Regions from separate parts of the Mus musculus genome. Here all the other regions are linked to region 2. A link is a loop called in an ENCODE intact Hi-C map of the cell type or tissue named here. Cell type or tissue: gastrocnemius. All regions are shown on one strand. Region 1 holds the start of Txlnb (taxilin beta). Region 2 has its middle 11 kb from the start of Cited2. Region 3 overlaps Ect2l (epithelial cell transforming sequence 2 oncogene-like). Region 4 overlaps Reps1 (RalBP1 associated Eps domain containing protein).

Region 1 (8,000 bases), 61 kb before region 2:
TGAGTGATGAGCTGTCCCCTGGGGGAGTTGGGTGCTCCACTGAGAGCTGATCAGGATGATTAATCTCCATATGGGAGTGGGGTCTGGTGGGAAGCACAGTCATGGTTCACCTAACGATTTCACTTACATATTAATGATAAGGATATCTCTCAGAGAGGCGCCACCTAATTTTGGGATCCGCCACAGAATAAATGAACTTCCACATACCATCGACACTAAAACTCAGGTCGTATTACTGTCCTATCTTGAGTGTAATCTTCACATTTTAGCACTACCCCTTTTTGTTGAAATTGTTTGAGTTAATTTATGGTATTGTTTTTATGAATATATTTGTCAATTTGTGTTAGGATTTTCAGGTATAGACCTCACAGTCCTTAAAAGTGCTTGCACATAGACATTTTCATGCAAAGTTTAATTTTTATTTAACTTTTAATTTAATATTTAATACAGGAACCATTCTGATTACTAAAAATAATTCGTAACAGTTACATCCATAAGCTATTTTTCAATCTTTAGGTAAAAAGTTTAACTTGTGTATTTTACTACATTATTAGGTAAAATTGCTTTTCTAGTGTTTTCTCCCTGATAATAAGCAACATGCAATTATCAATCAGAAAAAAAAGGGTTTTTGAACTTCAGATTAATGTTTTTTAATTAAAACAGGGAATGAGAAATGTATAAATAAGTCAGTAATATGAATGAATGATGATGATCCTTAGAAATATATTTTCATATGTATATATGTGTATGAGTATTTTCACACATATGTGTATGTGTGTGTGTGTGTGTGTGTACATGCAGAGGCCAGAGAAGGATGTCTGGTGTCACATCCATCTTCTACCTTTAAAACAAGAGCCTCTCACTGAACCTGGCACTAGGATGGCAGTCAGCAAGCCCCAGTTATCCTCCTGCCTCTGTCCCTAACAGCACTGTAATTGCATGCTCATTTGACTGCATCCAAGTTTCCACATGGTTGTCAGGATCAGAACTCTAATCCTTACGCTTGTATAGCAAGCAGTTTTGCTCACTGAGCCATCTCGCCAGCCCACATATAATACTAACTCCTTAAATTTCTATAACATTCTTTTACTCTAGAAACTGACTTCATCTTTGAAGTAAAAAGATGATAATTTTCTAACTTAAAAAGTTCTAGGAAAATGTAAGAATTTTAAGACATAGCAATGTATATCTTAAGCTAGAAAAATAATTCAAATGCAATATGGACTCAAACCAGGCATGCTGGGGCATGTCTACTTCTTATTTGTAAAAGGAAGGCAAGTCAGGCGTTCAAGGTCATTGTCAGCTACACAGAGTCCCTAGCCTGCCTCTGCTATATAATCCTGTCTCCCAGCAGCAACAACATCAACAACAACACCCACATAATAGTAGAGCCTCTGGGAAATATGGAACAACACAGCACATTGCATTAGAGACTCCGGGCTTTGCTCCTACCATGCTGAGGGGCGGAGAGATTTGGCTTAGGGTTTAACTTCTGGTGCGTTTTGTTTACAAATAGAACGCAATAGTTATGCTGCTAACTAATAGCATAAAACTATGGCAGCGTTCCCTAGCTTCACGGGTCGTGCGGTTGTGTTGGCATGTCAGTGGAAACAAAAACATGCTGTGTTATCAACTGCATAGCTTCCTTGGCTCATTTTTAGGGCAAGTGTCAAGCACTTGAATGTAGTAGGTGTTGAACACTTGACTGCCAACCCGAGAGTGGAAGACACAGTGTGGAGACAGTCCCCACCCACCTGTGGCTCCCCCAGGACTTAGGAGGAAGGTCATTCCTTTTAATTCAATCACTTGGTTATCACACAATGTGGCTGCGTCTCCACCACTGCAATCGAGAGCCTGACCTCCGCTCGCCATGCTCTCTGCTATATATAACTCCTGCCTCCCCCAAGCACACAGAGAGACACGTGTCACCTGCTGCCCTGCCAGAAGTTATTTTAAGTTCTTCTAAAATGAGTTCTGACATTTAGCCCTTCATCCCTAAAGTCAAGAGAATAGGCTCTCAGTCAGACTAAAAATTGTGACCATTTACTGGTTTGAATCCATATGTGAACTTTTAAGTGTAGGGGAGATTATCATTGGGTGAGATCTGAAGTCAATCAAAGTTCAAAGCAGTTATTTCAAACAGTCCACGGGCATTTTACTGTGGTTAGGCTACATGAAAATGTTCACGTGATCTATTCAAGCTTAGGTCTATGGATATTCTTTAAATTCCTGTTCCACATTAGTTGATGTGTGTGTGTGTGTGTGTGTGTGTGTGTGTGTGTGTGTGTGTGTCAGTCTCAGCACCTCAAATGCTCCACTGATGTGCAGTATCTCCAAACTCCAACCTTCTTTTAAAACAGTAACCTATTTTGTTTAGAGGACAATTTACTTCTTTAAGACACCTCAGAACAAACTAACAAGAAGGAAAACCAAATATAAACAAAGTCAAAGAACCTTAAAATCGTCCTTTTTGTAGCAAAGTTTCTTCTCACAAAGAAACTCTAAAATCTGTCTTTTACAAACTTTATTGGCTCTGTGCCCCTCCGGGAAGGAGGAATGTTTCCCCTGTGCTAGCTGTGGCTGCTCACACACGCACACGCACCATCCCTTCCTGATCCACCCGCTGTCTTGTGAAGTTGAACAATGGAAAGCCCTTCTACCATTTGCTGGCGTCTGTAACTTTTGAACACTACAGACTACAGGCTACAGGCTGCCCCTCAGGGCTTGGGGAAGTGTTTGTCATACTTACCAGAAGGAAGGGAGCTAAGCAGGAAGAGAAAAGAGAGGAAAGAGGTGGTAGAGTCAGAGGAGGAGCAGCAGCAGCAGCAGCAGCAGCAGCAGGAACAGGCAGCAGGGCTGAGTTCTTACAAGGAGGGAGAAACTGCACACACACACACACACACACACACACACACACACACACACACACACACGCCCACAAAAGGAGGGGGCGGGGAAGGAAACACCCGTGACGCAGCAAGAAAGAAGTCTGCCTGTGCTTCAGTAGGTGTCGCCAGGGGAGTATCCTTTGAAAGAAAAGCAGCTGGTGAATTGTGAGACTCTCCATGTTTAGCCCTCTTTAAAATTCAAACCCAGATGAATGGCCTCCTGGTGCGGTTTTCTGACATTGTTGTTATTTTGGAACACATCAGGAGTGTTTTTATTTCTTGGTTTATCTCCGTGGGGTTTATGATTCAACCCTGGATTAGTTAGTATCAGGTTTCTTTTAGGAACCACCAAAGATGCGGTGTGGCACAGCACAGGAGAAGTGGCAGAGACACTAATTCTGAGGACACTGCTTTCTTGTGGTTGTTACTATTGTTTTTGCAAAGTTTGAAATGCACATTTAGGTGGCTTTTGGAACTGTGGTTTAGGTAGTCTTTGCATGTGTGCTGTGTCCAGAGCTGACATCTCATCAGCTTGTTCATCCTAAAAATGCCTTCCTAGGGCCTAGAGGCAGAGGTAGGTGGCTCTCTGTGACTTCAAGGCCAGCCTGGTCAATATGGTGACTTCCAGGACAGTCAGAGGAACGGCTTAATATCCTGTGTAAAAGAAACAAGGATTAGCTTGTTAGCTTCCTCCTAACTCATAGCCATTCATGGGTGCCTTAAGCTTTCTGGGGAATGTATTTCCATGTTTTACCAAAACAGATTTAGTCTTGGCACAGCATCTCTGAGAATTTAGTCACCCCAAAGACATCCAGCCCTTGAATCTGGCACTTTACGTGTAGAGGGGACTTGCAGATGTGGTCAAGGATTGTGGGGTGGAGAGTCATCTAGAATGATCTGAGGGTGACCACTAATCACAGAGTCCTTATAAATGAGGCAAGCAGGCTGAGAATCAGATCAGATCTGTCGATCTAAGTGGGGTGTGTCATGGAGTAAGGTCCTGCGTCGAGGAGCATAAGAAGCCTTAGAAGCTGGGAAGGCAACAAAACACTCTTCTCTCAAGCCTCCAGAGGGATGCAGCCACACCAACAGCTTCACCTCAGACCCCATGGAACTCATTTTGGACTTTGACCTCCAGCACTGTAAAGGAGTAAGTTCACGTTTTTTAAAAAGCCTCTACCTCAGTGTCAGATTGTTAAAGGGAATGAAACGGAAGCTAACGTGCACCCCACTCCCAAGTGCTTCCCTACTTCCTGAGCTCGGGGTGCTGTAAGTCACAATCACAGAAAGGGCTGAAAAGGGGTGCAGGAAAGGCATGATGGGAAGAAGCAGCCTGAGAAGGAGAAACTCTGACAGAGACACTGCAGTGACTGTTAATCCTGGGATTTGCCAGAGAAAAAACCCCAAGTCCACCAGCTCCGGGCAAATTAAAGCTAGCTTTATTAAATATTAAATACTGACCACCAAATCCTCGACTTTAATCAGGACCATTCCCTGGAGTTTCTCAGCTGGAATGGCCTTGAGCCTGTGTAGCAGGGATTTATAAGGATGACCTATAGGCCATCATAGTTTCCTATGAGGCTTTGTTATTTTCTGAGAACTACAACTCCCAGCATTCCCGGAAGTTACCTGGTCCTTGGGCAACTGGGGTTTACAGGTTAATTTCGGGCCTTTCATGGCAAACACAATGAAACTGGTGAAAGAAAATAATATTCTCTCCTTAATCCTCACATCGTGAATATTCGGTTAACACCACAAATCAGAAGACAGCACATCCTGGATTGGAGCAATCAACTCAATCAGATCTCCAAGTGCAGATCAGTTCTAAACAATTTTAAATAAGGTACTGTTAGGGTACATTTTGTGAAGGTATGTTTCTGTGTCATCAATTGTTTAACGGGTACCTGCAGAGAGCTAAGTACTCGTCGCATCTTGGTATTGTTGTTTCCGTGGCCCATCGCCAGCCTCATATTTTTGCAAACATTCATCCTTCCTTCCTTGCCTATTGGATGTAATAAAAAACTGATGGCCAATAGCTGAGCAGGGACTAGGAGGCGGCACTTCCAGGCAGAGATAGGAACTTCGGGAGAAGCAATCAAATGCAGGAGGTTCATCAGGGATCACAGAAGGGATGATTCAGGCCGGAGCAGAGAGGTAGACCTGGCCATGTGACAAGATGTAGGCCAGAATTAGTCAGCTAGAGTCGTTGGGAGACTGCCAAGCTGAGGCATTAAAATATTATTGACTCCATGTCATTATTTATACAGCTGGGGGTGGGGTCCATGAAAAGTCCCACTTTGAGGTGCAGGCCCTTTTAACAAAATAGTTTCCATTGAAACTAATGGAAGAGGAAATCTAATGACAGGACTGTCTTATTATGTTATTGTGTGTATATATACATACAATATGTACTAACATGAAAACAGGCATAGCTTTCTTATACCTGTCCCTTTCTTTTCTCCCTGCCACTCCATAGGGTTTCTCTGTAAGTTTCAAAGTGAGTGCCCACTTTTTAGACAAGACTAGCCTGCAACTCAGAGAGACCTGCCTGCCTCTGCCTCTCAAGTGCTGGGATTAAAGGCGTGTGCCACCACCACCTGGCTAACCTTTCTTAGAGTTATTATAAAATATACATTTTCATATATGTATCACTTTAAAATTCCACAAAACTGAATCACAGAATGACCCAACTCTCTCTAAAGATATTTGCATAGGAGTTGTGTGTTGCTAAACACCATTAATGCTAGTTCCCTAGGGTTTTTGTTGCTGTTGTTGTAAACATCCTATGATATTTTAAATGTCAGGTGTGGTTCAGTCAGCTGCTTGACTGATTGACAGCTGACATATTCTCTACCTTAACGTGGCTGTGTGGAGTAAGAGGCATCTCAACTCTTAAACACAAAACAAAACAAAACAAAACAAAACAAAACAAAACAAACAAACAAACTTCTCTGGCCCTCCAGGAATCACATAACTTCAGCTTCACTAACAATTGTGATCAGGATTGGAACTGACGCCAACAAGGTCTGCTTTGGGAGACCATGCTCCAGCCGGGACCTCTTCCCACACAATCTGTCTAAGATTTGGAAGACTCTAGATAACAAGGCTAGACAAACCTTGGTGAGCTCAGCATCTCCTCCTGCTGTGACTCAGAAAAAAAAAAAAAAGTCCAGTGACTGGTGGACGGGGAACCGATCATTGGTCTTTGTGTAGGGCTTGAGTCAGGTGGAATCCGGAGCTGCATATGTGGAACTAGGAGTGGTGGAATCAGACTGAACATGTGCATCTGGGCCCCTCTTCTGGCTGCTTAAACAGACTACTCTTTTCAGGTGAGTCTGCGTAACTTCCACCATGCTCTGTTCCCTGGTATTACAACATTTGGCTCTAATAAAGTCTTCTCTTGAGTGGTGTCTTTGGCTGATTGGGATTTTTATCACAAGTAGGATAGGTTGGGATGGTTAGGAATGTCAAGTCCTCAGGTATTCTAACTGTGGCTTTAGCTATGCTGGTATGGATGGAGGCTGCCAAGAATTCCAGAGCGATGAGCCCTGATACCCAAGGCTCCAAGCTATATCTATAAGAGTCAGCTGAAAGAGGTCAGAGCACTACCAAGGACAGAATCTGTAAGAGATTAAGGATATTGAGGGTACTGGGGGACAGCAGGGAAGCCAAGACTATGGAAGACAAAGGAAAAGAGACTCTGAAGAGCCAGAGGCAGGAGCCAAGATTATAAGGATTGTGAGACACAGTTCCTGGAAGAGTTAGAAACAACTTCTGATGGTAAGGAGCTGAGACTGCCAACACCAAAATTTAGGAGATGTCACACGTGCTGTGTTGGTGCTTTAAGAGCAACTGGCATTTCACCTTGAGTAGTTAGAACAATAACCTTCTGGCTCAGACAGCTTGAAATCATTGAGGAGAGGGCTCTCCCAGTCCAAAGGGAAGACAGCATAGCACGACCAGTGTCTAGGTGTGCATGTGTGATTCTGTCGCAACTCTGTAATACAGACCACACAATCACAACATACCTTACCATGTAAGGGAGATAAGAGGGAACTAATGAAACAGCTGGACTTGGAGCTCAGCCTTTAGACATGAGCCGACTTCACCAGTGCTGGCATGAAAAAAGTACTGTTTTCTGCTTGAAAACTTCAGTGTGTCCTGTCTCAGAATTCTGTTGCATCGTAAGTCTCTAGTATTCAAGACTTGGGGCCTTCTGTCTCAGGTTTTAAAGTCCAGTTTGTGAGTGTTAGAAACTCAACTAAAGGAACTGTTCCATTGCTCTCTTGTTCTAGAGAGAGGAAACGAATCTCCAGTTATTGGCTTATTGACAAAACCAATAAATATTATTCAAATTGTCAGTGTTGATTTACATGACAGATAATAGTTGCTAAACCCAAATTGTAATGTGGAACATGAATAGAGTGTCGCCACTAGTCAGTCTGAGCACCTCCTATTTTTCTGCAATGCACAGTGGGAAATGGTTCAATTTCCTCCACATCTGATCCGTTAAAATTATTACATATGGTTTGTTCATACAGCTTGCCATGATTTAATTGCACAGATACATGCTCCTGCTCTCTTTCTTCTGAGTGTTTATATTTCCTCCAGAGTGATGTTGGGAGATTAGGGAAGGCCTTTGGGAAGTCATTAGGCAATTTGGATGCACATCATATAATTTCAGTTGGGAATGCCTTTCTGCAGAGGGTTGGAGGAAACGCCCTCCCTCCTCTTATGAGGTTATACTGGCAAGATATACTGGCTATCTTTAAGTCCTCATGAGACATGGAATCTGCCTACACTTTGATCTTGGACTTCCAAGACTACTAACTTGTAGGAACTTACGGTATCTTATTAGTGTGAGTTAAATCAACGAGGGGAAAAATAACAGCTACATGATAGCTACCCAAAACATCCAGAATGGAGTCACATGTCTTCATAAAGGTGTAGCTCATAAGAATCCACCCATGGCCCAGAATTTTGATTAGGCTGACAAATGAAGAAAACTTAATACATCTCTGTTTATTGTAAAATACGCCTTGAGAATACACAAAATATAAGTCTACACCTTCAAAGTTTTCAAAAATATCATTTTAATTTTTATGTAAATAT
Region 2 (8,000 bases):
TGTGGTGGGAACAGGAGTAGCTTTTTCAGTTCATTTCCTCTACCTCAGGATGCCCCATTCCTAGTGCACTCTACAGTCAGTCTTGAGAGGTAGTCTTGACAGCGTGGGACAAGTGGCTATCTCCAGGGCTCCAGGGAGAAATACTGAACAAAAGAAAGATGGCCATGGTAAGTGTGACTTAGTCTCAAGCGGCTAACCCAACTCATATATTTAATGTGTCCATTCATTTATTCAATGTTTGTGAGTCACTGAGCTCCTAATAATTTGTCTTCCGTTTAGCCTTCCTCATCTGATATATCACTAAGCTGTATGAAGACAACGTTTAAGCTGTTTGTCTCCAGTGAATCTAAGGGCTGCTTAAGAATAAAGCTTATTTTCCACTAAGTTCTCCACAATGCCTGACAGAAAATCATAATGCTGGCAAGTTTTCAAGTGGCATTAAGCATTTAGTGGGTTTTTCTTGTAAGTCCCTATTATATTGTCCCAATTTGCATATTCTAATAGGTGTTGTCCTTCTTCTTGGAAGTTTCTCAGAAGCAAGCCCTGACATGGAGGGCAGACTGCTGAGGAGTAACATTGCTTTGGAGCGAAGCCTGTGGACTTCAGTGCGGCCTCAGAAGTCCTCCGTCCTCACCATGAAAGGCTCTGGAGCCAGGGTGCTCCTGTAGAGTCGCCTGTGTCCCACTGAGCTCTTCTGTCTTCCCATCATCTTTAGTTTCAGATTAGTTTATTGATAATCTGCTCTCAAGTTGAATACTTAGAGGGACGGGTGCTTCTAGCATGATGCCCTATCAATGGACCAATCACCATATTGGAAGTTATTCTGACCACTTTAGTTGGGCCTATTGCCACAGCTGGGGAGGAGAAGGGCCAGATACACTTATGAGGATTCTCAGATATGATTATAAGAATCTTCACACATGGATGCATGATTACAGTAGAGAAAGAGTGTTTAATGTTGAAGTAGGCCAGTCAAAGTTTAGACAGAGGTGTGTCTTGGATATATAAGGTGACCACATTGTAGGTATTTCTTATTTCTTCTATTGCGATCTTGTCTGACTTAATCATCTATTTTTGCTTTGCTGTATTTACCAACGTGCTTTATGAAGGAAATAGAACATATAGCTACTGGTAATTTACTCATAAATACTAGATATAAACACTAGATTCTGTTCACGTTGCACTGAGATTAATCACCTGCCAATGCATACATGATTTCCTTAGTTCAGTGAAATTATTTATTAATCATCTTAACAAGGGACTTTTTGAAGGGTTTTAAAATGAAGACATAATGACCATATTCTTCTTTTAAGGAGGATATTTATTCATATTAACAAATGTCATTTTATAGAAAGACACTTTAATTTTTTCAAATAAACCTACATTAAGTGATTTATAACATAATTCTATTAACTATAAATCTTTCTTATATGAAGATGCTTTGAAAATATAAAAACTATTTTAAAAATAGCTCTTATTCAGTTTTGGGTTTTAAAATAAAGGAATCTATGCTTTCAAGCCAAACTTTCAGAAAGAGATTGTCTACTGTTGACTGTTCTGTTGTAGGTAGGTTAAGATAACCCTGCCCCAGAGCTTGTTTCAGAAATGGGTGTGGCACCTGATACAGGGAGGGATGGTTCCGCTTACAAAAGCTCTTCTCTGGCTCACGTCATGGAAGGTTGGCTAACTGTACCCACCACTAGCTGAAGTTTGGGTCAACACTGAGGAGAGCCCTATAGAGAGGTGATTAAAATCATCGGTGATCCTGCCAACATCATTAAGTTAGGAATTAACCAATCAATGGCAGCCCTTTCATTGACTAAGAATAGATAACAGAGTGAGTATAAACAGAATCAGAGTAATCATAAATTACAGCTAAAAATTTCTATCATGGGGGTGAATTACAAAGTCGAAGAAGTTCTGTGTAACGTATGGGTAATAAAGGTATTTTTAATTCCAGTAGTGTTGTGAAGGAGGAAATTATGGGAGAAGCCTTCTCAGAGTAAATCTTTGGTGAAGGGTTCTTCGACTATGGGGTTGAGGGTGGGCCATGCCTATTGGGCAGAGGAAACGGTGTCTAATCAAAGCAGCGTTCTGAAACAGAGTTCCAAGGCCACTCGTATTAGTAAAGAAAGTTCTACGGGTGCCTCACAAGGTCTGTGGTTCGAATGGGGACTGAAATAGATGGAGCTTTGTGAAATACAGATGCCTCTCCTCTGTCTCCCTTCTCTCCCAATGTTTAGAGTATGAACCTTTAGTTTGGCTTTGATCTGGTCATAGTGCCATGGTCTGTTGACATCAGCCAACCGGTTCCTCTGCTCTTCAGTAAGAGTCCGTGCTCCCAGCTCAAATACAGTTTCTTTAGATCATTTCTCTCTCCTACAACTTTCTTGGTCTGTCACGGACTACCTTCCATTCTTAAGTCCTGCGAGGCGCTGGTTCGGGGTGCAGCCTGCTCACTCTCTCTACTGTGGTATGAGCATGGCTAATCAGATCCATTTCATTGGCCTGAGCTAAAGGACCACATTTTTTTCTTACCTTCTCACCTTCTGACGTATGTGGTCAGTATCTGTTCAGACCACATTTAGGGAGAAATGAGGAATTTCTGAACAAAGACAGCAGGGATGCCATAGAGAGAATAAAAATGCAGCATGGGGGAAAATCATTGATTCTTAGTCAATGATTTCAATTATTAAAAAAGTCAATTTAACAGTAAATATTTACCAAGCATCTACCATGTGTGTCTTAGTCAGGGTTTCTATTCCTGCACAAACATCATGACCAAGAAGCAAGTTGGGGAGGAAAGGGTTTATTCGGCTTACACTTCCATATTGCTGTTCATCACCAAGGAAGTCAGGACTGGAACTCAAGCAGGTCAGGAAGCAGGAGCTGATGCAGAGGCCATGGAGGGATGTTCTTTACTGGCTTGCCTCACCTGGCTTGCTCAGCCTGCTTTCTTATAGAACCAAGACCACCAGCCCAGAGATGGTCCCACCCACAAGGGGCCTTTCCCCCTTGATCACTAATTGAGAAAATGCCTTACAGTTGGATCTCATGGAGGCATTTCCTCAACTGAAGCTCCTTTCTCTGTGATAACTCCAGCTGTGTCAAGTTGACACAAAACTAGCCAGTACAATGTGTTAGCTTTCTCTAGGCTGATGTGCAATGAACAAAACCAAAGAGGCCTGCTCTCATAGAGCTTGTATGTCGAATTAAGGACAGTAACCCAAAACACATTCTAATTGGAAAATTTATTTTAAGAGAAACCATGGAGAGCGTTGCTCCTGGCATTTACCAACTGATTCTTCAAACTATGGTTTTTGCCATGCTCGCCAATTCTGTGGATTATAAATGGGGAGGAAGTAAAGATTCACACTTCTCTCTGCCACATGATGTCTGAGCTGGGAAGGCGCAGCGTTGGAGGCTAATTCAGTAGCTGAGACGGGAAGTGCTGGCAGTCATCTTCATTCACGTATGAAGGCTCACACAGGTCACCGACTGGGAACCTCCGTGGGTGTTGGTGGCAGGAGCAACTCCACGTGGCCTTTCCATGTAACCTGACTTCCTCACAGCCTGACAGCCTCAAGGTAGTGGGACTTCCACTGAAGCTCAGGGCTCTAAAGGCGTGTGTCCTTAGAGAAGCTGAAGGGAACTGTGCGGTCTCTTCTGAGTGGGCCTGGCAAGTCACGTGGTAGAAAACTCAAGAGAGTGAAACCCCAAGTCTGTGGAAGCCATATGTAATGGTTTGTATATTCTTGGACCAGGGAGTGGCACCATCTGAAGGTGTGGCCTTGTTGGAATAGGTGTGACCTGGTTGGAATGGGTGTGTCACTGTAGGTGTGGGTATAAGATCCTCACCCTAGTTGCCTGGAAGTCAGTCTTCCACTAGCAGCCTTTGGATGAAGACATAGAACTCTCAGCTCCTCCTGCGCCATGCCTGCCTGGATACTGCCATGCTCCCACCTTGATGATAATGGACTGAACCTCTGAACCTGTAAGCCAGCCCCAATTAAATGTTGTTTTTTATAAGACTTGCCTTGGTCATGGTGTCTGTTCACAGCAGTAAAACCCTAGCTAAGACACCATATCATGCCATCATCTGATGAGATGAATGCCAAATGATTTGTCAACACACACACACACACACACACACACACACACGCACGCACACCAAGGACCAAGGGGCAAACTGGAGTAAGGTTGAAGAGCTTTAAGTTCCATGGGGGAAAAGAAAGTAGTGTCCAGGATCTGTTCACTTGCAGGACGAAGTCTGACCAAGGTCTCTTGAATCTTGGGGAGGAGCACTCGATTTAGGCAGAGGGACAACAGATGAAAATCACCGAACCTTGAGTAATGGAGGAACTGGCTGGTGGTGAAACGGGAATCAATATCCATATCTAAGACCTAGCAGAGGAGCAAAACTGACCTTGGAGCTGGCTGGCTTGCAGGATGAGAGAAGAAACAGGTGTGATTTTAGGACCAGACAAAGGTAGAGGGAGGCACAAACGCTTTCCAATACTTATTTTTGGACTAATACACTAAGTCCTGCCATTCAAACTTTCTTCCTGTTCAGTCAGTCTTTCTTAAGATAAAAATGTTCCTAGCAGGGCATCAAATTGAGCCACTGGCGCTTGAGTGAAAGGAAGTCAGGAAGAGAATATTTCAAAAAGGAAGAAGCCCCTAGGAAAAGGCCACCTTCAGTGAATTCTAATTTTGGTGGACTGTAGCGAGAAGTGATGGTGGGGAAGGGTGTGTGCAGGCATCTTTGACTTGGTTCTGTTTTGAAGTTTATGGTAGGTCATACCGAATTTGTTATGGTTCACTAAAAACAAATCGGGTGGAGATACATTCTTGAAGCAAGTGTCAATCTAGTCTTGGTAGCTGCTCAGAAGGAAGTGCTAATAAAATTGATAGGACCTTAGCGCCACCTGGTGGCCAGTTAGTGAAATGCTTCCATGTACTAGAAGCATCACTTTAGCATGTAAAATCAAGAGTCATTTCCTGGATAGTTACACACATGATGCACAGTTCCTTTTGTGTAACTAGTTTTAACATATCAGTCTGTCATCTATCCAAGTAACTGAGGCTATATGGAGGCCTATGTTGGTGGGAAGTTGGATAAGAGAAACTAGACAAACAGATATAGACTGTTAGCTCTTTCCTGCTTAAAACTCACAGTTTTGCTTTGCTTCTTCTGAGTTAGCTTCAATTATAGAATTTTCTTTCTGAGGAATTAAATAACAATAAAAGTGATGGTGATGATAATCGTGGATCAGGGGGAGTTGTTTGAAGAAGTCAGAGCCCCACTATTGATTGAATGCCTTTTATTTCTAAGTCCCGAGTAACCAAATTATTAATATGTAAGGGAGTATGTGAGGCAGAACTTGAAATGAAGAGTTGGTTAAAAATTGTAGCACACATAATTGGAACTACTGTACTGGCAATGGCTGTCTCGTAGTCACTTAAAACATTAAAAGTGTTGTGCACAAGAAATCCTTCATGGCTGGTAAGGTTTGGATATTTGTTTGAAGGCCAGTAAATCTCAGCAGACGACAACAACAGTATAATGTTATTATGACAATGTAGGGAACGTTTACAGAGATGACTTCAGCGCTCAGAGCATCAGCCCAGCTGAATCAAGTCCGTGGCCCATCGCCAGGCTCCCATTTACCTTGGAAACAGAAAAGCAAGAAACGCTGTAACAGGGTTTGAAGCAGCACCTCGTAGTCCATCTTTCCACAGGAAGAAAAACGATAGGAGTAGGCCAATGCTTCTTTCATGAGAATTTGGATACACGTTATATTAATTAAACATCTTCATTTCACTGATGGAGAAACTTAAGCCAGCAGTGATTAAATTACACCGCTATTTAGTTGCAGAGTAAGGCCCATGTTTTTTAATCCTGGTCTACTATTCATTTCACTACAACTATTAATAGAAGAACCCTTCATGTGGCAGAAGAGAGCAAGAGAGCCAGTGGGCCACCCTTATAGCAGACAGTGTGGGTATGTCCAAGAAGATCATGTAAGTGTAAACTGACGGAATGCTACATCTCCACTAGTTTTCTTTTCCAAGACAAGGAGTCTCTGTGTAGTCCTGGCTGTCCTGGGCCTACCTCTGAAGACCAGGCTGGCCTCAAATTTATAGAGATCTGCCTGCCTCTACTACCAAGTGCTGGGATTAATGGTGTGGCCATTTCTTGTGTCTTGAGAGATTCATTTTCTTACACAATATCATTCTGAGAATTATAATCAATACTCAGGTATAATTGTTATCAGCCACTGGGGCAAGTTACAAAGTGGTCATTTTTTTTCTCAACCTGGGAGAACTTAACCACAAACATTTTTATTCATCGGGTTCTAGAATTGGCAAACCCCAGACATTAGCTTAATTTGGAAAGGGGGCCGCATTCAGCAACATGGAATTCAGTAAAAAGGGAAACAAAATTACAACCTATTGTACTTCGCTTTGATCGTACTTGAAGTTCTAGCAAGGTTAAAACTGTGAAACAAGGTTTACACTAGACAGTCCGTGTTCTTTCAGAGTCACATGTACCTTGCAGAATAGTTTGACTGGGTCTGGAAACGTGTACAGCCATATCTTGAGACTCCTAAAAGGTCAAATGTGTAATCGAATGGGCAGACACATCTGTAGTTGTTTTATAGCCGTGCGCTTTATAGCTGAGGACCATGTAAAGCAGGGGTCCTCACCCTTTCTAATAATGGGACCTCTTCATACAGTTCCTCATGTTGTGGTCATTCCCAACCTTAATATGATTTTGTTGTTCCTTCCTAACTTTAATTTTGCTAGTATTCTGAACCGTAATGTAAATATCTGCGTTTTCTAAGGGTTTTCTTAGGAGATTCCCGTGAAAGGGTTGAAACTCACGGGTTGAGAACGGCTAATATAGAGCTTTTTCTCCTGTGCAGTCGGTGCCATCTTAAGACGTCTTGGCTTATCTCAAGAGTGCTGTGTAAGCACCATCTCCAAGTCCCACCGCAGCCTCCCACGCCCTGGAGCAAATCGCTTCTTTTCTGAATGCCACATTCTTAACTTACGTTGGGATGATACGGGTTTTGCGGGACCGCTGTATTAGAGAAGTGTGCACGCGTGAGGCGCCTTCTTCCAATTTCTGAAGCACAGTACGCACTCAACTGAGCCAGCCACAAGAAACTCAGTGTCAAGGACGAGATCGGTTATGATTGTTCTCTCTGATTCAGTCCTATGAAGCCTAAAGAGCGTTCTTTTTGCCCTCTTAAAGCCCACATCCCACTGCCCGAGTAAAATCTGAAAAACAAACAAACAAACAAACAAACAAACAAAACCAAAAACCACCCCCCCAAAAAAAACACAATGGAGACTTCCCTTTATTTTGTTTTACTAACCTATTTATTTAAATATTTTTCATAACCCGTGTGGAATTCTTTTTCATGTTACTGCTTTTTTCTTTCTTTCTTTCATGACTTACCCCTTAGAGGGGTTCTAAGAACCGATCCCTGTCAACACAGGGATCTCAGAACCTCAGGATGGTTATCTTAGGCACTGGAGAGGCAGCGCAGTCACATGGAGAGAGAACCCTGGAAGGGACGTCTCAGTCAACCTTTGTCACAGAGCTTTGCAAAATAACTACAGCAGGGCGGTGCTTGCCTGGCAGCCTAAAGGTTTGGCTTCACAGCTTAATCCTGTGTGCATTGGGGTAGGGTGGGGGGGGGGGTTGCAAACCAAGTCCAAAACTACACGTTGCAAGAAATAGCAATACCAATGAATGGATAGAAATACTCTTTGTGGACAACTAATGTTTTGGTTTTTTTCCAGACAGGGTTTCTCTGTGTAGTTTTGACTGTCTTAGAACTTGATAGATTTGGTCCCAGGCAACCTAAACAGTGTGATTCTTGCCGTCTTAAAAATCGGTGTCCCATCATCCAAGAAAACTTTGAGAAAGTCTTGTAGACTAGGCTGGCTCCAAACTCAGAGATCTTCCTGCTTCTGTCTCTCAGGTT
Region 3 (8,000 bases), 460 kb before region 2:
TGCAGCACCCGCGCTTTGGAAAATGATTCAAGAAGAATTCCTTGAACAGTAGACCGATCTCACCAGCTTTTAATGGAAGCAGCTCGTGTGGGTCCAGCTGCTTCCATAATGGGAGGAGAGTGGATGTAGCTGGGGGCGGGGTGGGGAAGACTGGTCTACAATCAAGACAATGAATCAGTGTCTTTGCATAAGTGAAGGAGAGCTGAAATCCTGCTTTCAGGGATGCTGACCTCCCTGGAGACACAGCTCACAATGGCAGTGTGCAATAATGACCAATCTTTAGTTTTGTGGATATTATGAAGCCCCAAAGCTAGAAGAAAAGAAAACCAAATCTATACTAACCGGTCCTGCTCCCATGATGCAGTGTATGGGGTCAGTAGACAGGATGAACATTTAGGACTCTGGCCCTAGGCTACACTAACCTAGGTAAAAACAAGAGATGTGGATCCCATCATTACCCTTTGTTTTCCAGGGGATCCCCTTAGCTCCCCAGTAATTACCCAGCTCCTAGGTTTTCCTCCGGCCCACCCAACAAGCCTTGGCTTGCCTGTATTGCTAGATAAAAGCACTTTAAGTTGAAAGGAAAAACCCTACAGCCTATGTGAAAGTACATGTAAACTGTCATGAATAATGTAAATATTAGCTATGAGGTTGTTATTTGACTTGTTGCTTAGCAACTGAGAACATATGGAAGTGGATAGGGAGACCTCATTTTCCTCTCTTCCAGCTCTTTCAGGAAAGAGTTACTCTCATAAGTCACTGGTTTGACCTCTGGACCAACAAGCAACGGCGGGAATTCTTATTCGTGATTCTTTCACAATGCTCAAAATCACAATTAAGGTAAAAATAGCATGCTGATGTTGAAAGATTAGTAAACTCAGTGCTCCAAGGTATGCTAATCATAAAACAGATAGTGACATTCCTCCACCCACCCACTTCCTGGGTTCAAGGAGTATTCATTCAAAGAAAGTCACCCTGACCCACCCTGACCATTGCTGGAACCCACTATGCAAAGGTGCTATTGCTAGGGGCTCTTAGATTGTTAGGGGCTCTTAGAAACTGTCTTGAGAGATAACCTGACACTTGTGACTTTGTACTTCCTTGTGACTCTTAACTGGTATTTTTGGTATCTTCCAACAACGCCCTCCCCACTTCCTTGAGTTGTGGTTTCTTCCTTTAAATACCCCCTTATCCAGCTACTCGGGGCACCACGGTCCTCTACCCCTGCGTGGTGTATGACCGTAGGCCCGAGAGCGCTCTTGAATAAAAATCCTCTTGCAATTTGCAGCAAGACCGTTTCTTGTGGGTGATTTTGGGGTGTCGCCTCTCCTGAGTCAGAACGTGGGGGAGTCCTCACGTTGTGGGTCTTTCAGGTGTAATTATTGATTTTTTAATGGCATCAAAATATGGTAAAATGTTTATATAACCCTTAAGGAGTTTTCTCTTTTCCCTGTAAAAAACGGAGGCAATTGTTATTTTAAGGCTTATGCAGATTCTCCTAGCGCCTGCTTCTGTCTCTGGGCTGAAGCAGAGCCTTGGAGGTTCACAGCCTCATACCATGGGGAGGCTGCTCCATTTCTACAAACACTTGTCAGTGTTTGCTCTATTCTCTTGCTCCATTAAATTCTCTTTGGAGCTATCGGACAGACAATATATGCCAGATGAATGTCTGCTACATAGGTAGACATTTCACAAATGATTATTAAATGCTGGGTTGGGACTGATAAAACATAAGAAAGGACAATACTAGTGGCCTTGAGGGTTATGACAAGACAGGTATCCCCAGGTTGACTATCCCTCCACTGCCCTTTGGCTTAGACAGTGTGACATTGGTAAGTTGAAATCACAGCCAGGGCAGCTAGTGTTCTGATCTGGAACACTAGAGGTTATTAGTTTCCTCTAATTGTGAAGTCGCTATGCTTCAGCTACTCTCAGGTACTTTCCAGTGAGCAGAGCCAACATCAGACTCAGGAGACAGTCAGAGCAGCCAGTAGCTTATTTATTAATTAGCCAGCTGAGTGTTAGATATGGACTCCTGTCAGCGAAACTGGAGGTATTCAAGATGTGTGTGTAACCAGAATATTCTAGAAAGCCCCTCAGTGTGCCTGGACCTGACTGGAGGACCTAGCTGGGTAGTAGCAGCTTCTGTGAGAATGATTTTTGCCGGATTCATCTCCAAAGAGGTCCCCTTGAGTCTGTCTGGGGCAGTCACTGGTGTCTTCGGCCAACAATCCTAACAGAGTGGCATTTCTGAGATGTAGTCCTTTGTCCCCAGACTGACACTCTTTAACTAGTGGACAGAGACCTGGAGCTCTGCCACACCTGCAGAGGGGACTCCAGGAAGTGGCTTATTTCCTATTGTTTGTTTAGGGAGACTCTGGGTATGTTTCACGGACAGTTGGGGTTAGCCACTTTCATTATGGTTTTCATTATGCTTTTCATCATTGCTTTCAAACTGCCCTTTTCCTAATTACCCCTTTCCCTTCTCCTCTGTGTGGGTGTGTCCCCCATGCCCCCTATTCTGGCACTTCAAATCTTTGCGAGGCTAGGCGCTTCCTCTCCCATTGAGGCCAGACAAGGCAGCCCAGTGAGAAGAACACACCCCACGTACAGGCAACAGTTTTAGGGACAGCACCCGCTCCAGTTGTTCGGGACCCACATGAAGAACAAGCTGCACATCTGCGACATACAAGTGTGGGGAGGCTTAGGTCCAGCCCATGAATGTCCTCTGGTTGGTGGTTCAGACTCTGAGAGCCCCAAGGGTCGAGGTTAGTTGACACTGTTGGTCTTCCTGTGGAGTTCCCATCCTCTTCAGGGCCAAAATTGTGAAGATTCTTTTTAAAGAAGATATACTTTCTTATTCTTATATGTGTGTGTCTATGGAGGGGGTGCCTGTGAGGCCTGAAGAGGATGTCCGATCCCCCGGGGATGGAGCACAGGTGCTTGTAAGCTGCTGTACAGTGTGGATGCTGAGAACTGAACTCAGGCTCCTGGAAGAGCTGTAGGTGCTCTTAACCACCGAGCATCTCCGCAGCCCCGTAGAGGCTGCTCAGTAGCTGTCTGACGATCAGGGGGAGGCACATTTCACTGTAGTCATTTTCTGTGATTCCTTTTGCCCTACCTTCCAGCATTCTAGAAAATAGATACAAACAAACAAACAAGACAGACAGACAGACAGACAGACCAAACTTCATTCACATCCATTATCACATTGTAGTCTCAGGGACCATGAACCAAGCAGTTTCAGTTTTGACCACCAGAGGTCACTAGAGATCTTGTGGTACTTTGAGGCTGCTTAACCTGACATTCTGTCCCTAGAAACTGTACCCTTTGGCGCTTGAATGCTTCTTTCTGTGGAATGAGAATGTGGAGCCAACCTGTTGTGTAGTTTTTGTTTTGGTTTGTTCTTTGCTTCCTTTAACAGCAGCTGCGTTCTCACAGAGAGATCAGTGAGCGAGTGAGTCATAGTTCACGCAGCTGCTAACGCGCTCGGGGCTGCCGATTTCACAGGAAGCTGGGTGGGAGTTTTTGGTTTCTAGATTTGTCCTTCTGGGGTCGTCTTTAACTTGTAGTGATTGTTTTTGTTATTGAACACGATCTGCCTAGTCACATGTTTCCCAGTCTCAGGCTTGCATACGTGGGTGGTTTTTACCTGGCCCTCAACTTTCTAGAGGCTCACACTGGGTTAACAGTCTAATCCCATTCGGGCTGTGTTCAATTTTAGTTAGATCTAGAAGCTCGACTCGTTTTTGTTTGTTTGCTTGTTTGTTTTAACAAGTTAATACAACCAGCTTCCCTTAAATGATCCTTACCGAAATATAATTTTTGTGTACAATAACATTTGGCAGTTGAAGGACTCAAGTGAATATTGGCAGAATTTTGTGGTCCTCATATAATCTAAGTTTAACACATTCCACCATTCCCAGTCAATCCCTAGTCAATGATAGTCACTCCTTATCACCTGTCCTTCCAGATGTGTCCAAACACAAGTCTACTTCCATCTCTCTAAATGTACCCCCTCTGGACTCTATATAAATAGAGCCAGGTAATAGGTGATTTTTTTTTGTAGCTTTTTTTTCATGTATTAAAATGTCAAGGTTTATCCATTTTATAGCACACTTTTAACTACTTTCTTCTTGTCAAAAAACATTCCATATTGTGGACTTATAATATTTCATACTGTCACCAGTTGGTAAACATTTGATTTGTTTCCCCCTCAGGCTGTTGAAGATAATGCTACTCTGAACACCTGTATCCGGATTTTTCTAAAGAGGAACTTTTATTTTCCTAGTTTTGTTTTTCTTTAAAATTCCATTTTAGACCAGTTTCTAGGCTCTGTGTATTCATCAGATTTATGTATTTAGTGTATGTAGTGGATGGTGGTTAGGCACGAGCCAGGGCGTGAGTGTGGAGATTGGACAACACCTCGTGGGAATTGGTATCTTACTGCATCACGTGGGTCCAGGTGGTTGAATTCAGGTAGTGAGGCTTGCCAGCAAGTGCCTTTACCTGGGGCCTTTTCTTGACCCTTTTATTTTTCTTAAGCATTCATACAAAAGAGCTTAGAATACTTGCCTCCAGTGTACGAGGGCCTGGGTTCAGTCCCCAGAGTGGGAGAAATGAAAGCTATGAAGTGAAGTATATATTGGGGATTGAAATGAGTGGCTGTAACAGTAACAGAACCATCAAATTTTGGTTATTTATTCAGTGTTTCTTTTTAATCTTCTTATTCCTGTAGTCTTTCTCCTCCCAAATGTAAACATAATAAATATGAAAAATATACATCACTTAACTGCTTGAAGTCTGGGGCGAACTCTACTGTATTTGTAGAACAGTACTTTTTCTCATGACAGAGGCTATGGTTCTGGTCTGTCTGTTTGTTTGTTTTACAGTCTCTCTCTTTCTTTGTTGAAATCCTCATTTTCATATGTTATCTTCTGGTCCCAATTTCCCCTCCTCCAGCTTCTTCCCATCTTCTCCCCTCCCCCACCCCAGCTCCACTCCCATTCTTTCTCTTGTTTGTTTTTTTTTTTTTAAAGATTTATTTATTATATGTAAGTACACTGTAGCTGTCTTCAGACACACCAGAAGAGGGTGTCAGATCTCATTACAGATGGTTGTGAGTCACCATGTGGTTGCTGGGAATTGAACTAAGGACCTCTGGAAGAGCAGTCAGTGCTCTTAACCGCTGAGCCATCTCTCCAGCCCTAGAGTGATTATTTATTTATTTATTTATTTATTTATTGTTTTTCGAGACAGGGTTTCTCTGTCTAGCCCTGGCTGTCCTGGAACTCACTTTGTAGACCAGGCTGGCCTCGAATTCAGAAATCTGCCTGCCTCTGCCTCCTGAGTGCTGGGATAAAAGGTGTGCGCCACCATGCCCGGCTCCTAGAATGATTTTTAAAGGAATTTTATAATCACTAAGATTTTATTTATTTATTTAGCTTCTTAAACCATCCCTCTGGCCAGTCTTCCTCCTTTTAACAGGAAGTGTCTTTATCCCTCCCTTATGAAGTTTCTCCAGGACATGACACTCATGTTTCAGCAGGCCTCAAGGTTCCTGCTGGTGTCTACTTTTCTGCCCCGCCCCCTCCTCCCCCCCCCCCCCCACCTGCTTGACTAAATTGACCTTTGAAGGCCGCTGGGCTGTTTGTCTCTGTCACACTTGGAGACACCTTCGAGGGCTGTGAATTGCTCTCCTTGCTGCACTGGTGAGACCGGTTTTAAATTGCTTCTGCACAGCTGCGTCTGCTGCTGCGTTGCCTTCTTACAAAGGCCTTTCATTCCAGAATTGGAGAAGTTTAAACTTGTAGCCTTCTTGGGTGGGTGTGGCAACATTCATGCAACTGCGTTTTCGGGCGGTGGGGGAGGGGAGGGACAGAAGAAAGAAGGAAGGTCACGAGTAACCCAAGAGATCTTACGTCTGGTCACCCGTCTTCACCAGAGCAGAATGGACGTGGGGGTGGGCAGGGGCAGGACAACGCACGCATCCCTGTATACTAAGAACACCCATGTCCTCTCTAATCCACTCACTTACTCTTTCCGTGTGGCCCCTGCAAGCCGTTGGGTGAGGAAATCTCACTTGGTGTAGTCTGTCAAGAAACCTGGCTGTGAAGTTTTTCAGAGACAACATACTTCCAGCTTCAATTAGAGCCCAGCGCAGCAGCATCTCCTTGAGTTTGGAAACTCATTTTAAAGGAGAGCATTTGCACGTGGCAATGGGACGTTGTTTTAAGAACAAGCATCGCCCAGGGATGGTATAACACCAAAGCAGAACGAGAACAGACTCTTCAGGACCTTGCTAGCGCCATCACTGCTGTGGGCTTTGTCACCAGGGAAGGATGCGACTTGAACTGAAGACATGGGCAAGGTAAAAATTCTAGCCAAGGACAGAGCAGAGTGGCTGGAAATCACCATGAGGCGAGGGGATTCTGTCTAAACGAAGCTAGCAGGCTCCTGCTGGAGACAGGCAGAAGATCAGACACCTTCCCTCCCCTCTTCCTCCAAACACCGAAGGATCAGGAACCCGATCAGATTTCCAGGGTGATCAAGTATCAAGCGTTGGGATTTGTTCTGAAATGACTTAGCAATGTTCTTTGCTAAGACTAGATTCTACCAAGGAGCCCACCCAGATGGACAAAGGAGAAGGCTCGGGAGCTGAGAAGGTAGAACTTTGTCAGAAAAGGAGCAGGCAGTGTTCAGAGACAAGGCGTACCTCTGTACTGCCAACTATTGTATCTGGACAGGCAGAGAGTCTGGAAGTTTGGGTCATTTTGTCTCTTCCTTCCCACTAAGGACCATGTTCTGAGCATCCGCCAACGCTCTACACCATTAGAGCAATCATAAAATATCCTCATTCACGGCTGAGACGTTTTGTAGGGATTGATGAAGCTATTAAAAAACCTGCAAGTTTATTTATCTATATTTATTTTATATATATATGGGTATGTTTACCTGCATATATGTTTGTGTACTACAAATGTGTATTGCCTTCAGAGGTCCCAAGAGGGTATTGAATCTTCTGGGACTGGAGTTACAGGCATTTGTGAGTCACCACGTAGGTGCTGGGAACAGAGCCTGTCCCTTTGTAAAAGCACTCAGAGCCCTTAACCACTGAGCCATCTCTCTAGGCTCCTCCCAAACAAGAAATGGTTAAGTTTAAAAGCAAAGGGGAAACCAGACTCCTGAAGCTGTCGTGTAGGGGGAGAGGTGGAGACCAGTGGACGTGTTAAGCAAGTCTTGCATGGAAGTTCTCAGTCCCTACATTCTCAGTGGCTCAGTTCTATTGTGTTTAAAGTCTCCCTGAATCACGTAGAACCACCACACACGTGATGTTATCACCTACGGTACCTTGTTTGTCTAAACTGCTCTTATGTCGAGAGCTAGCCGCAGTACATCTCCAGTGTACAGGAGAGTGTGATTGATGTGGAAGGCAGGAAACTGTTGTGGGAAATATTTAAAAGAATGGCAAGTTCCCGAGCTACACCCAGCTACTCTCCGCCCTGTGGTCTCGAGCCGCCTCTAGCTAGGCAGTCTTCCCTTCTTCAGTTTGCCAGCCTCCTAGCCTCCTGTACCTTCTCAGCCATAAACCCCTGTGGCTGATGGTCCCAAATTCCAGTAACCCAGTAAATCAAAACTCTAGAATCTTATAATGAATCAGTCAGATTTATATATCAATACATTCTCAATTCACAAGATGCCCACACAGTAATTTCAGAGACAATTAATGATACAAGCGGTCCACCTAGATTAGACAAATTACCCCAGTTATTCTATCCTCCTCTTATAGTCACAGCTACCTGTGGCTACTTAAAGCCACACAGAATCTGGATCGTCTTCCTCCTGCTCCATCTTCCTTCCTTCCTCTACCTGTCTCCTCCTTCTCTGTCTCTGCAACTCTTATGTCTCTTTTCCATGTCCAATCACAGGCTTCTTGTTGTACTAATATATACAGTGATAGGACAGGGAAAATTCTGCTACGGAAATCGTCCCTTGTCTCT
Region 4 (8,000 bases), 370 kb before region 2:
TCAGCCCCTCTCTGTATTTGCCACTTGCCCTCCATCTGATTACTCCTTTCTACCTAATCTACCCCTGCCTACTCGCCATTCTACTGCTAAGAGCTCACTGTCTCTTTCACCCATCACTTCTTAACACTGTTAGCTGAGTCACCTTGCACAATTGCCTCTCCTTGCCTATGTCATTCTGACACTCAGTGCTACCTTCTAGCTGAAACCAAGTGAAGCTGATCTTAGTCTAGCCTACTAAGAGATCTCCATCTGGTTCTACATCACTCTTTAGTTCTCAGCCCCCCCCCCCCCATATGTGTACCATATGCTATCACTATGCAGAACTTACTCTGCTCATGATAGTCTCTGCTTGGAAGGAAGAAACTCCCACTTTTCATCATGATATACAGGGAACTTACAGAGCCTCTGGCATGCAGCCTGCCCACCTTTCAGAAGTTTAACTTTCTTTTCCTGTAATTTTTTTTTTCTCTCAGTTACTGGCCAAAGCCTGGATGTGCCAGATAGGTGGAAACTTCCCACTTCTCTCTGAAGTCTACACCTCTCCTGCCATGCTTGCCAGTCTCCACTGTAGAACCTGCTACCTTTCTAGACCCTAACTTTAAGACATGGCTTTCCTCTTTCTTTTCCCATCTCCCTCTTCCTGACAGCTACAAGGAAGGGTCAAACGACCCTTTCACAGGGGTTGTCTAAGGCACAGTTATTTACAATTCATATCAATAGCAAAATTATAGTTATGAAGTAGCAATGACAATAAAGTTATGATTGGGGGGTCAGAACAATGAAGAACTGCATTAAAGGGCAACAACATTAGAAAAGCCGAGTGCCACTGAGTTATAGTTTGCTCGCTCGGCCATTTCCCTTTTAAATGCTAATAAAAGGGTCCTTGAGCTTAAAAAAATTCATTATACAAATAACATACCTTCTTTTGACCATAACTTCCCCAAGCACCTTGGGCTAAGCTAGCCAATCCCTTCTTTGCCTATAGTTTACCCAGTTATCAACTTTGATAATTATCATGACTAGCATTATGATCATCAACCAACAATATTAAACTGGTTCCTTTAAGGTTGAAATCTTACTTCTGGCATCTTTTACTTCTATAGATTATCAAAGAGGTGATACCACCAAACCAGGTGAGTTGCCTGGCTCTAACAGGTGATCAAATTATTTTAATATGCTGAGCCCCTCAGTTCTACAGCATCAAGAACAGGCATGAATCAGTCTAAAGACTCATGCATGATGCTAGTCATCAGTCTAGCATTTCCTTGGTGTGCTGGTGACATTCACCCTAGCAGAAGCTTATTCTACTAGAAGTTACTAATTATTGGATAATTGTTCAAGAAGAGACAAGTTTGTGGAAATGAGCTCGCCAGAGCTTCAGTTTCACTAGAGATGACAGGCCAGTCGGCACCATCCCAACAAGCCTCTGAGTTGCTGCACTGTGCCACTAGATCAGTGTGGAGCCTGCCTGGTCACAGACAGTTACTCAGCAGATAACAATGAACATTTTTGTTTTTAAAACCACTCCATTAAAGATTCCCAACAATAAAAATGTTAAATTCACACCAGAACAGTAGTGTACTCTTCTTTGCTTTCACCCCTCCATGATGCCCAGATTCACTTAATTGCAGCCCTGGTTTATTCAAGTCTCACAAAGACTGTTTAATCTAAGACTGTAGTTACAGCTGTGGTCTATCGACAGGCAATACTTGGGTATTAAATGAGGTGTAAGACGACAATATAAGGGCACACAATTAATTGAAAGTAGAGTCTCCTAATTGAAACTCTAAATAGCATCACCTACATTTGACCAAATTTAGAAGTCTAAATTCAAGTTTAAAATCTTAATGAACAAACATCTCTTATTTTCTCAAAATTTCATGCCATACTCTAGATAATGATGGAAAGTACTGAGCTGTATAACAAGTTTGGGCAGAGTCTCTCTCTGTAGCCTAGGATCACTGGTCTCAAGCACTAAAGGGCTAGAATTACAGGCATGTGTCACCAGGCCCTGCTGAGCTATATCATTTTTAGCACCAGTGTTGGCACTTATAAATCTGGACTTTATTTCTAAGATACAATAAGAACATCAAGTATTTTTTCTACATTTCCTACCAGTCATGCATGCATAGGGGTTAAGTTTAGCTTGAGCTAAACAAGATTCTGTCTCAAAATAAAACCAAAAGCAACAAATAACTAAACAAAAATCTCCCCAAATAATGTTCTGGCCTTGTCTGGAAGAGTGTTAATACTATCAATGATTATTTTCTGTCTTTTAAGGGTTAGAAAAAAAAAATCAAGCTTTTCATAATTCATAAAATTCATAAAACATTTTCATGAGTTAAACTATGTTAATAACAAGGGAGTTAAAAAAAAAAAACAACCAAAAACCAAAACCAAAGCTTAAAGCTAAAGGAGACTTAAAGGTAAACTTGATTACAGAACGTGTCATGTCCCAAGAGACCAGAAATGTGGCTAACAAGTAGCAAAAACTTCAATATTTTATTTCTCTTAAATGTTCAGAGATTAAAATCAAAGACAAGAGCCTTGAATCTAGTAAGAAAAGATGCAGATGCAGGGGTAATCCAGTATTAACTGGTCTTGGGAACAATACAGGTCTACATTTTAAAACTACCCATACATTATGTTTGAACAGCTATAAAGCCATCCCGTAAAGCACAGCAAGGCCTCGTTAATTTGCCGCCAGGGCAGTATTTAATGCCACTTTCCCCAAAGAATAACAAGCGTTGGCTGGCTGAGATCAGAAACATCTACAGAGAATGTGTCTGCACTGAGGATGGAGCTCGGCGTTTGGCTTGTGTGGCTCTCAACTCAAACCCTAACACTGGGCCACCAGTGTGGGGCAGAGGCATGAATGCCATGTGTCACTTTCTCTACTCTGATCATTTAAAAACCTTTTAAACTCTTCTTCCTTCCTGCTTCCTTTTGTGTTTTGTTTGTTTACACACAGTATGCGTATTAGCATGTGTCCTAAAGAGAGAAAGACCAAGTAAAGGATGAACCCTGAGAGCAACTTCTATCTATAGTTTAAATGTCTTCCAGCATTTGAGGGACAGGTGGGGTGTGACTCTATAGGAACAGAATTAACTTTTTAAATCAGGATACGAACTTTGTAGCATTTTTTTTCAAGTGACACAGGAAATCACAGAGACAAGACATGCTTTACAGAACTACTGTGTAACTATAAATCAGCTTGTTTTTGTTGTGCTAAACTTAACACACTATGAAACGAAAGTTATGCTATTGGAAATATTTGAAAATGACACTGCATAAATATTTACATACAGAGTACATGTTACATGATGTGTAAGCATACAAATAAAATATGTAATTGAAACAAGCAGTATATGTTTCATAAAACATACACTTAGCAGATGTAACATGGCTAACCAGATCGACTATCACAAAAATATTCGTTACAGACATAAACATAAAGTTTTCTCTCATCAAAAAAACCTACAAAATATGAAGAATGGCAAAAATGTTCTTCCACTATGAAGCACAAAAACCCACAAAACCCAAAAAACCCCAAAGGCCTGCCAACTTTCCCTCTAAGCACTACACTGAATCATGCATATCAGTAAAAACCATAATGATGGATATTGGGTTAATAAAATTAATTTCAAACAAGCAAGCTAAGTGATTGACTTACAGGATCAGCTGGTGCAATGTTAGAATCAAATTGGGTCAGAGTTTGTGAGCTTGAAGAGCGTTCACTAAATGTCTCCCACTGCTGGACAGACAGAGGAGAGACACGTCAGCACGGGAGATGCAGTAGATGCACTGGAGAAGACTTAGCAAGTCATTCAGAGGCTGCACTGCAAGATGCATTTCGCAGGATCGACAAAATTCTGTAGTTTGTAATTCCCATAATCACTTCATACTTATCTGTGCTGGGCCATCTTATAAACAGAAGGCAAACACCTTCATAAGCAAATGTACAGTAAAAATTTAATGTAATCTCTATGGATGAGATTAAAACTTGTACAGAATTAACACTCAAGACACCGTAAAGGAGACAGAGCATAGGTGACGGAAATGGCAACCAGGTAGAAACGCACAGGGTCGTCCGGACCAGAACAGTGCTTAACTCAGGTCCTGCTCAAACCCCAGTTACAACACTGATCCACAGAAGCCGAGGAGCTCAGGTTCTAATCAGCATGGAGCATTCAGTGCGACTTGCCAGTGCGACCCCTGAAAGATGAGTCCATTATGAACGTGCACATATCTTATACATATGCATATTTAATAAAATATAACAGATAAGATGCAAGACATTCTGGAATTAATAACGTTTTAGCTTATTTATCAATTTGTAGCAAGTCAACCTCTGCGATCAGCACTACAAACAGGGCCATGCCAGATCACAAGACAGAGCTGCCAATCAGGCCCCTCCCCATGCTAGGAAGTGAGAATGCAGCCACGAGAGCACATCGAGCAGCTGCCTGAGTATGTGTTATACACAGGAGATGCACGGGAAGAGCTACTTTCTAAGAGAGGTACACAAAGAAATATCATACCTCTTAAAACAGGTGGAATGATAAGTCAACATTAATTGTAGGAAATTCCATTTGAGATCTTAGTAACAGTACAGATTTTTTTCATCAAAGTTGTATTATAACTATTACTAAATCTGCTTCTTAAAAATGATAAGTTGCCCTCTGAGGGAAACATCTACTTACACATATACAATATATACACATGAATGCTTACACACAGACACAACTACCTCATTAACCAAAGTCCTTCTTATAAATTCAGTTTGTAAGAGTATATATATTTTTATGCTTCAAAGTTCAACTTTCTATTTAAAACAGTGATATTCAATTTGAGTAGATATGTAGAAATTAAGCTTTAACAAATGAGATTATTGCTGAAAATTATCCACAAAAAATGGCTAATAAAAGCATTCAATAACTTATCCTACAGGTCACAAAGAGAAAAGTGTTAGTTCAAAGTTGTGACAAAAGCTTACAACAGTTCACTTTTATTATGGGCTTCCACATCAGAAACCAATTTAACGAATTTGGTAATAGAATTAATTTCTTCCTCAATAACTACTGTTACACGGATTTAGAAGGAACTGAATTCTCTACCTCATGGAAAACAGCTTCCACGCAGAACTCAGCACCCTGGAAGGCAGTGGGTCTCATCGCCAGGACAAGCACAGCGTTAAGAGCTATGGGCTCCGGCACCTGACTACTGGCATACTGGCTGGGCTGCATGGACTTGGCTGAGTTACACATCCTCTCTGTGCTCCTGTTTCACCATCTTTAACATGAAATTAGTAATACCGACCTCACAGGACTGCTGTGAGGGACTAAGTAAATCAGGTGAAAAGTCTTTTGAAGAGACTGGCATATCAAAAGTGCTTTAAAAAGTTAGGGATTTTAGTGTTTTCTCTCATAGCACCTCATCTATATCCATCAGTACTAAATAAACACTGAAATAATACTGGGTTTGTGGGAGATAAAATATAACCTAAATTTATATTCCAAGTAGATATTTTAATAGCTACTACCAAAGCATCTTAAAATCATTGTTTTACTAGCTTTTAAGCATAGCATAAATTCCATATCAAAATATGCATAGCAAAATTATGTCATTTATGATTTTATTACTAGGCATTGTAAAAAAAAAAAAAAAAACCCTGATAGAACTTTTTGAGAGGGATAATGCATGCACCTAAAATCAGAACTGAAAAGTATATTTACTCCATCTCTCCAGATCACGCCTGGATATGGACTCCTTATACTTTGGGAAGAATTGCTTTTATGTATAATCCGTAAAGGGCTGAAGCATTCTGTTAACTTAATATTGCTTTTTAAAAACCTAAGTGCAGCTTTAGAAACACCTCTCTTACTCTGCATAAGCTATCTCTACTAGCAATTCTTACAGGTCTTACTCCGTCCCTCCTCACAGGCATGTGTGCTAACGTGTTTGCATCTGGTGAGGTGGTAGTGCAATGGCAGAGCTGCCTTGGCTGTTCTTAAGTCTTCAGAAGGCAAAGTCACACGGAACTGCCAGTTCTCCTTCCCCGGCAGCCCTAAGCTAGTAAGACTTTAACGAAATACTGTCCTGCTTTAAAAGACAGAAGAGCAAAACGCTCGCTTTCCTACAAGTCAACAAATCTCCTTTTGTAGATATAAAACTCAGGTAACAAAGAGAACTTCTTCAGAAAGCTCTCCAGAGCACAGAACGGGGTGGGCGCTTAGGCCCTTCCTCTTAATTCTACCAGTGTCCTCTTTACTGTTTCCTAAGGCCTGAGCCCAGGAGCTGGGAAGCAGTGTGCTTTTACCTACTCTGTTTTGCACACTACTGGTCGTATTAATATAGTAAAATTACTTCATTTTGTACTATTATTATTTTCTTTTGCTGTTTTGAGACAGGGACTCTACACATCTCTGGCTGTCCTGGAACTCATTATATAGACCAAGCAAGCTGGCTTCAAACTCGCAAAGATCCTTTGCCTCCCAAGTGCTGGGATCAAATGTGTGTGCTTACCATGTCTAGCCTCCATTTTGTATTAAATAAAACTAATTATAAGTAGTTTGTGTTGCATGAAAATACTTTTTTTCATGCAGAAAGCTACACTAGTGACCTGTCTCTTGTATCACTTCATGGCAAGATTGCAAAAATATATCTTCATATACCATATATATATATATATATATATTACATAGACTCAGTAGACAGCAGCTGATGAAACAGCAAAAGATTTGCATCAATCTTGCTCTTGAATCACCCCGGACATGGGATCTGGTGAAGTTACTCCCCTTTGACTTTCAATTTATGTGTTTGCCCTACCCAATTCCCAAGGCTTTAGTGATGGTGGGGAAGATGGTGGAAACCATATGATAGTGTACACAGTACAGAAACTTCAGAAGCCACATGATTAGTAGGATTTCTGTCACTGTTTCCCTGAGGTCCTCGACTGTACGACCCATGCTGTGTGTGTGTACACTGTGTGTGTGTATACTGGAGAAATCCCGTGATATGTGATGTGCTGGACGAATCCTATGGTGTGTGTGCGTATTGGAGGTATCCTGCGGTGAAGCGATCCTGTTTGAAACTTCTTCCCGTAAACAAGCTAATTTCAAGCAGAGAAAGGGAAGTTTTGCTAACCTCACTGCTCTGATTCAGCTCTGGCCATGTCTGGTTCAGGGACGGCATCGACGGTGACTTGCTTGGAGGTGCTTCTGCAGGAGAGCCTGAGTAACCTACCTCACCTGGCTGCTCCCCCACATCTGCAAGGTAGACACAGAAAGTTCCCATCAGCAACATATGTTAGTTTGGCTGATTTACTTATGAGTAACTAACAGATAAATTTGCATAAGTGGTAATTTATACTCTCAATTTCCTTCTCAAAGTAGATACTTTAACAGATAATACTTATTATTTATAGTCTAATTAATATGATGGATCCCAAACTGTTCACGAAAAGAAAGGCAGGTTGGAAGTAAACAAAAGAACAACATGAGATAGATAGATGTAGCTCTCTGATAACAGGGATGGATTCCTCTCAAAGTACATCCACGGAGCACTCTTCAGCAAGGAGGCTGAAAGATTACACTTTCGGCTCCAGTGAGTTTGGGGATCCTCTAATGCCAAGTAGAGTATTGCCCTATGTGCTGCAGTCAAAGCTTGTGATGTCCCACAGTAAATAAACTTTAAGTCAGGTTTCCCCAATACAAAATGCTTTCTAGCAAACAAAATTCTTCAGTTTTCCCTTGGAATTGTTTTGAAAATTGCCAAATCAGTAACATTTTCTCTAAAACCTTCCAGTTACCATACAGCTACACCTCAAACGGAGCAGCTGTCCACGAGCAAGAGGCAACAAGTCCAGATGGCCACATATAGTCCAAGTCCAAATGTAAGTCTTGGATTTTTTTTTTACGGTTTTTGTTTTGTTTTTGGTTTTGCTTGGGGCTCAAACCCAGGGCCTGTGTATGTTAAATACATGCTCTTCCTACCACTGA

Evidence for each region. A loop is a pair of places that touch in the nucleus more often than their neighbours do. Peaks named below come from ENCODE experiments on the same cell type or tissue, not always from the same donor. Only the 100,000 strongest peaks of a DNase experiment are listed, where the experiment ranks them.
Region 1: it touches region 2 in a loop (8-fold over the local background); 12 of 42 quality-filtered maps call a loop at or near these places.
Region 3: it touches region 2 in a loop (15-fold over the local background); 29 of 42 quality-filtered maps call a loop at or near these places.
Region 4: a loop joins it to region 2, with 2.5 times the contacts of the local background. A loop is called at or near these places in 3 of 42 quality-filtered maps.

The regions. Positions count from the first base shown.
Region 1 is chr10:17,791,171-17,799,170 of GRCm38, reverse strand. Txlnb (taxilin beta) reads right to left here and starts at 2,952. Exons shown (of 10, transcript NM_138628.3): 1 at 2,750-2,952; 2 at 1-83. The coding sequence starts at 70. Gm20655 (a long non-coding RNA gene) reads left to right here. Exons shown (of 5, transcript XR_871470.3): 2 at 1-6,217. In gastrocnemius, a CTCF peak has its summit at 3,001; DNase peaks (open chromatin) are centred at 2,924 and 4,997; H3K4me3 peaks cover 3,572 bases; H3K27ac peaks cover 4,319 bases.
Region 2 is chr10:17,730,176-17,738,175 of GRCm38, reverse strand. No RefSeq gene overlaps it. Among named protein-coding and RNA genes, the nearest start is that of Cited2, 11 kb to the right of the region's middle. In gastrocnemius, a CTCF peak has its summit at 4,934 (motif pointing left); DNase peaks (open chromatin) are centred at 4,923 and 5,653; H3K27ac peaks cover 1,663 bases.
Region 3 is chr10:18,192,762-18,200,761 of GRCm38, reverse strand. It overlaps Ect2l (epithelial cell transforming sequence 2 oncogene-like), which reads left to right. Exons shown (of 22, transcript NM_001370991.1): 3 at 728-840. Among named protein-coding and RNA genes, the nearest start is that of Ect2l, 14 kb to the left of the region's middle. In gastrocnemius, a CTCF peak has its summit at 3,251 (motif pointing right); DNase peaks (open chromatin) are centred at 2,681, 2,950 and 3,262; H3K4me3 peaks cover 523 bases; H3K27ac peaks cover 233 bases.
Region 4 is chr10:18,103,422-18,111,421 of GRCm38, reverse strand. Reps1 (RalBP1 associated Eps domain containing protein) reads right to left here. Exons shown (of 20, transcript NM_009048.2): 9 at 7,147-7,268; 10 at 3,674-3,754. Among named protein-coding and RNA genes, the nearest start is that of Reps1, 51 kb to the right of the region's middle. In gastrocnemius, a CTCF peak has its summit at 3,769; no DNase peak of the experiment used is centred here.